2 separate regions of the Homo sapiens genome follow, and region 1 is linked to region 2. A link is an interaction called in ENCODE POLR2A ChIA-PET data of the cell type or tissue named here. Cell type or tissue: HepG2. All regions are shown on one strand. Links, peaks and the distances in the headings refer to the core of each region. The heading gives the core; the rest is flanking DNA. Region 1 overlaps CNNM2 (cyclin and CBS domain divalent metal cation transport mediator 2). Region 2 overlaps LOC107984265 (a long non-coding RNA gene).

What was found. Peaks named below come from ENCODE experiments on the same cell type or tissue, not always from the same donor. Only the 100,000 strongest peaks of a DNase experiment are listed, where the experiment ranks them.
Region 1: POLR2A ChIA-PET joins it to region 2 with 6 read pairs; 7 of 35 experiments call an interaction of 5 or more read pairs at or near these places.

Annotation. Positions count from the first base shown.
Region 1 is chr10:103,024,897-103,027,819 of GRCh38, reverse strand. All of the region lies in intron 1 of CNNM2 (cyclin and CBS domain divalent metal cation transport mediator 2), which reads right to left. Among named protein-coding and RNA genes, the nearest start is that of CNNM2, 110 kb to the right of the region's middle. In HepG2, for the core only: no CTCF peak of the experiment used is centred there; a DNase peak (open chromatin) is centred at 1,879.
Region 2 is chr10:102,908,569-102,911,491 of GRCh38, reverse strand. All of the region lies in intron 1 of LOC107984265 (a long non-coding RNA gene), which reads left to right. Among named protein-coding and RNA genes, the nearest start is that of CNNM2, 8.3 kb to the left of the region's middle. RefSeq lists a silencer at 1,166-1,460 and an enhancer at 1,166-1,460. In HepG2, for the core only: no CTCF peak of the experiment used is centred there; a DNase peak (open chromatin) is centred at 1,311.

The sequences.
Region 1 (2,923 bases), core at 328-2,827, 120 kb before region 2:
GCACATAGTAAGTGCTCAATAAATGATAATGATTATATTACTGATGAACTTTCTCATGGGTTAGGAAGCTAAAAATCATCTCAAATGTACATGCATAATACCTTTTAATATCTATAGAAACAGGATCTTGGGATTATTGGAATTATACAGCTATAAGTAGCTTCTTTCAAAATATAGATTGTAGGCTTCTATCAAAGACCATCATTTGTATCACCTGAGCATTCAATCCTATGTAGGCTTATTTTGCTTTAAAGTTCAATATAGCAACTCTACAAATTGTTTGCTCAGTTTCTCAATACCAAAATTTTGCAGCTGGGTGCATCGAATGGGTTATGGAGATTGTCCTCCCTCCCCTCTCACCTCTAGAAGTAGTTGCTCCCGCTTACTGGATGAGGCAGTGGGGAGGGCGGCCCATGAAGGAAGCTTGTACAGCCACTGCCTTTGTCATATTTCCTCTGTGAAGAAACAGAAGACTTCAGTTCCTGGGATTGGTTAAGCTCTAGAATAGAGAACTAAGGAACTACTTTGTATTTTCCTAAGAATCTCATCTCTCTTTGGGCAGAGCGCCATTGCAGCCAAACTGCTACACATTCTTTTTGCATCTTTGTCAGGAAACTGGAATGATAATAAACACAGGTAGCTTGTAATACACAATAAATTGAAGGAAGTTGGCACAGAGCAGAGAAAGACTCAAAGACTGAGGGAATGAGAAGGGGAAAAGCCAATGAAATAATAAATTATGTGCAATGGCCATACCAACCTTGACATTTTTAAAGATATTGCAAAGGTTTCCATGTTTATGATTAGAATTCACTTGAGGTCAATATGGCCAGTCATGAATTCATTCAACAAGTATTTTTCTTGAGCACTCACTATATGCTAAGCACTGTACCATGCACCAGCGATTAAACTCAAACACATACAAGACTGATTTCCTTACTGTCAAGGAACTGGAAGTCGACCAAGGAAGACAGGCAAGGAAAATTACAACATGTTAGACTCTTCTCTTAACTGACCTCCATGTAACAATGTGCTAATGAACACACTCCATTCTCCCTGTAGAACACACTGACTGAGGCCCACAGCACACTGAATGCTTTTGTCTAATAGACTGCTATCTAGTACTCTGCATTCTAAACTCCCCTGGATTAAGTAGAAATTTTACTAAGAATTGGTTATTTCTGTTTCCAAACCTTTTTTTTTTTTTTTTTTTTTTTTGAAGACAAGGTCTCACTCTGTCCCTAAGGCTAGAGTGCAGTGGCACGATCACAGCTCACTGCAACCTTGACCTCCTGGGCTCCAGCAATTCTCTCACCTCAGCCTCTTGAGTAGCTGAGACTACAGGTATGTGCAACCATGCCCAGCTAAATTTTTGTATTTTTTGTAGAGACACAGTTTTGCCGTGTTTCCCAGACTGGTCTCAAACTCCTGAGCTCAAGCGATCCACCCGCCTTGGCCTCCCAAAGTGCTGGGATTACAGGCATGAGCCACTACTCCCAGCCTCCAAAAATATTTATGACATTTGTACTTGATGCTGCAATTATGTAATTTAAGTATTATAAAAACTTAAGAGAATAGAAAAGTTGTTTCTACGGACACTGTCTCAGTCCATTTTGTGCTGCTACATCACAATACCCAAGACAGGTTAATTTATGAAGAACAGATTTCTTACAGTTTGGAGGCTGGGAAGTGCAAGATTGAGGGGCCCACATCTGGCAAGGGCCTTCATGCTGTGTCATCCCATGGCAGAAGGGCAAGAGAGCAAGAGGGGACTGAACTTGCTCCTATAACAAGCCCATTCTCACAGTAACTAACCTAACTACATAATGACACCAATCCATTCACGAGGAACCTGATGACCCAATCACCTCTTATTAGACCCCCATCTCCCAGTGTTTGCATTGGAGATTAAGTTTCGCCACATGAACTTTGTGAGACACATTCAACCCACAGCAAATATGATGAATCTTTCAGAAAGAATCAGTAAAAGCAGGCTGTTAAACAAAAAAATCCCTGCTGTTGAATTAGGAGGGGGTAAGAGAAAACAGATCTAGGAAGATTCTGCACTTGTATTGCTTTGAAAATGCTTTGCATTGCTTGTTCCACTTGAAGTGAAAACTCAGATTTAGAGAAGATTTGGATAACTTAGAGAAGATATACTACGGATGTGATTCATGCACTATTGTATGAAACACGAATCAGTAAGCCCAACTCAAAGAAAATGCCTGGGTCCTACTTCAGAAGAATGGCAACACCATCTTCCAATGCCTGTTGAAATGTATTGATTCAGGCAAAGAACATTAACAGATGCTAAAACTATTAGGGGGAGAGGTTGATGGAGAAAATAATATTTGTGTGGTGCTGAAGTATCACTCCACAGATCATTGCTAATCCCAAAGAAGAAAGCTTATCTCTAGAATGGAGCCAACTTGGCTGGGCGTGGTGGCTCACGCCTGTAATCCCAGCAATTTGGGAGGCCGAGGTGGGTGGATCACAAGGTCAGGAGATCAAGACCATCCTGGCCAACACGGTGAAACCCCACCTCTACTAAAATACAAAAATTAGCCGGGCATGGTGGCACATGCCTGTAATCCCAGCTACTTGGGAGGCTGAGGCAGGAGAATCGCTTGAACCAGGGAGTTGGAGGTTGCCGCGAGCGGAGATCACGCCACTGCACTCCAGCCTGGGTGACAGGGCGAGACGCTGTCTCAAAAATAAAAATAAAAAATAAATAAAATAGAACGGAGCCAACTGCAGTCACTACCTTAATCAAGTGATCAAATTTAAAATCATTAGTAGTGGATAACCAGACCATATGTACCACCTAAAGTATTGCACACCAAAATATATTTCATCCTTTATAAAGTATTACTGATGAAGGTGTTTAATGTAGTCAGGAATTTGGATCTAGCTTCCAGTGTAC
Region 2 (2,923 bases), core at 189-2,688:
CCCTAAAAACTTACTAGCAAGGAAGTTAGCAAATGTTTACATAAATAACTACATAATACAAGATAGAGCATCAAATGTCTTAAGAAGTAAAATAAAGGGGAAGGATTGAAGAACTTTGAGGAATAGAAGTTTTAGGTATATGCCATGTCAGAGCTATTCCAAAAAGGGTGTCTTAGTGTGCTCACGGTGCCATAACAAAATACTGTAGACAGTGTATCACTCAGGGTTCCCTAGAGGGACAGAACTTTATATATATATATATCCTATATATAGATATATATCCTTTATATAGATATATATCCTTTATATAGATATATATCCTTTATATAGATATATCCTTTTTATAGATATATCCTTTTTATATATATATCCTTTATATATAGAGAGAGCCTTTATATATATATAGCCTTTATATAGAGAGAGAGCCTTTATATATATATAGCCTTTATATATATATAGCCTTTATATATATAGCCTATATATATATAGCCTTTATATATATATATAGCCTTTATATATATATATATATATAAATGAGTTTATTAAGTATTAACTTAAACGATCACGAGGTCCCACAATTGGCTGTCTGCAAGCTTGAGAAGCGAGGAGACCCAATCTGAATCTCCAAATTGAAGAACTTGGAGTCCAATGTTGGAGGGCAGGAAGTATCCAGCACAGGAGAAAGAGGTAGGCTGGGAGGCTAGGCCAGTCTCACATTTTCACGTTTTTCTGCCTGCTTTATATTCGCTGGCAACTGATTAGATTGTGGCCACCAGATTAAGGGTGGGTCTGCCTTCCCCAGCCCGCTGACTCAAATGTTAATCTCCTTTGGCAACACCCTCACAGACCCACCCAGGAACAATACTTTGCATCCTTCAATCAAGTTGACACTCAGTATTAACGATAACAGGGCTGGGTGTGGTGGCTCACGCGTGTAATCCTAGCACTTTGGGAGGCCGAGGCAGGTGGATTGCCTGAGCTCAGGAGTTAGAGACCAGACTGGGCAACACAGTGAAACCCAGTCTCTACTAAAATACAAAAAATTAGCCAGGCGTGGCGGTGTGCACCTGTAGTCCCAGCTACTTGGGAGGCTGAGGCAGGAGAATTGCTAGAACCAGGAGGCGGAGATTGCAGTGAGCGGAGATTGCAGTGAGCCGAGATTGTGCCACTGCATTCCAGCTTGGGCGACAGAGTGAGACTCCGTCTCTCAAAAAAAAAAAACAAAAACAAACAAACCATAACAGACGGGTTGGCCTATACAATGGACACTGTTCTGGAGGCTAAAAGTTCCAGATCAAGGTCCAACAGGGTGAGTTTCCAGGGAAGCCTCTCTTCCTGGCTTGCAGACAGCCACTTTGTCCTCATATGGACTTTCCTCTATATGTGCACAGAGAGAGCCAGCTCTCTGGTGTCTCTTCTTTTTTTTTTTTTTTTTTTTTTTTTTTTTTTTTGAGACGGAGTCTTGCTCTGTCGCCCAGGCTGGACTGCAGTGGCGCGATCTTGGCTCACTGCAAGCTCCACCTCCCGGGTTCACGCCATTCTCCTGCCTCAGCCTCCCAAGTAGCTGGGATTACAGGCGCCCGCCACCACGCCCGGCTAATTTTTTGTATTTTTTTTTAGTAGAGACAGGGTTTCACCGTGTTAGCCAAGATGGTCTCGATCTCCTGACCTCGTGATCCGCCCGCCTCGGCCTCCCAAAGTGCTGGGATTACAGGCGTGAGCCATTGTGCCCGGCCTAGGTGTCTCTTCTTGTAAGGACACTAGGCGCCTGGATCAGGGCCCCACCCTGATGACCTATGTTAACCTTAAGTACTTCCTTAGAGGTTCCATCTTCAAATACAGTCACCTTGTGGGCTTCAATGTATGAATTTTGGGGAGACACGGACATTCGGTCCCCACCAAAGGGATTGAAAGATAAGAAAGAAGCCAGGCACGGTGGCTCACGCCTGCAATCCCAGCACTTTGAGAGGCTGAGGTGGGTGGGTCATGAGGTCAAGAGTTCAAGACCAGCCTGGCCAACATGGTGAAACCCCATCTCTAATAAAAATACAAAAATTAGCCAGGCGTGGTGGCGGGTGCCTGTAATCCCAGCTACTTGGGAGGCTGAGGCAGGAGAATCAATCCCAGGAGGCAGAAGTTTGCAGTGAGCCAAGATCATGCCACTGCACTCCAGCCTGGGCAAAAGAGCAAGACTCCGTCAAAAAAAATAAAAATAAAATAAGAAAGAACAAGGCATTCTACTGGAGAGAAAAGTATGAGGTGAGGTTGGAAAGGGAACAGCATTTTTGGAACACCACATGGTTGAATGTGGTTCAATAGCCAATGAAGAGGAACAGCAGAAATAGTGTTGGAAACTTGGTTGGATGTCAGTTTGTGGTGCGTTGAATGCCAAGTTTAGGACTTTAGATTTCATTCTGTAGGTATCCAGGAGTTATAGTAAAAAGTTTCAAGTAGAAAGGCTGTATTACAGGAAGATTAACCTGACAGGTAGCACTGCAATGATGTTGAGGTCCTGCCGATCTAGGAATTTAGGAAACTCCTGCCACTCAAAGTAGAAAAAACCTAAACTGTTTACAATGCACTTTCTCATATATTATCTTGGACTGACCTTCACAATTAGAACTAAGAGCTATGCCACTTCTCCAGCCATATGCAGGACAAAGAACCAAAGCTAACTATCTCATGTCACAGGAGCCAGAAGAAAACCAAGGTGGGGCATCACAGCCTCTGTTCAGGAAGTCCACACCTGGATTGGCAATACTACTGCTGTGGTCTCTGTAGTAATCTTGAATCTTAAAGCAAATGCAAGGTTTCCCAGGTTGGCCTGGACTCCTGATCATAGGCCAGACTTCCTGATACTAATTTTTTTAACTTAAAAACATTTTTGACATATAATAAATACATAAAAGTGCATAAAACATAA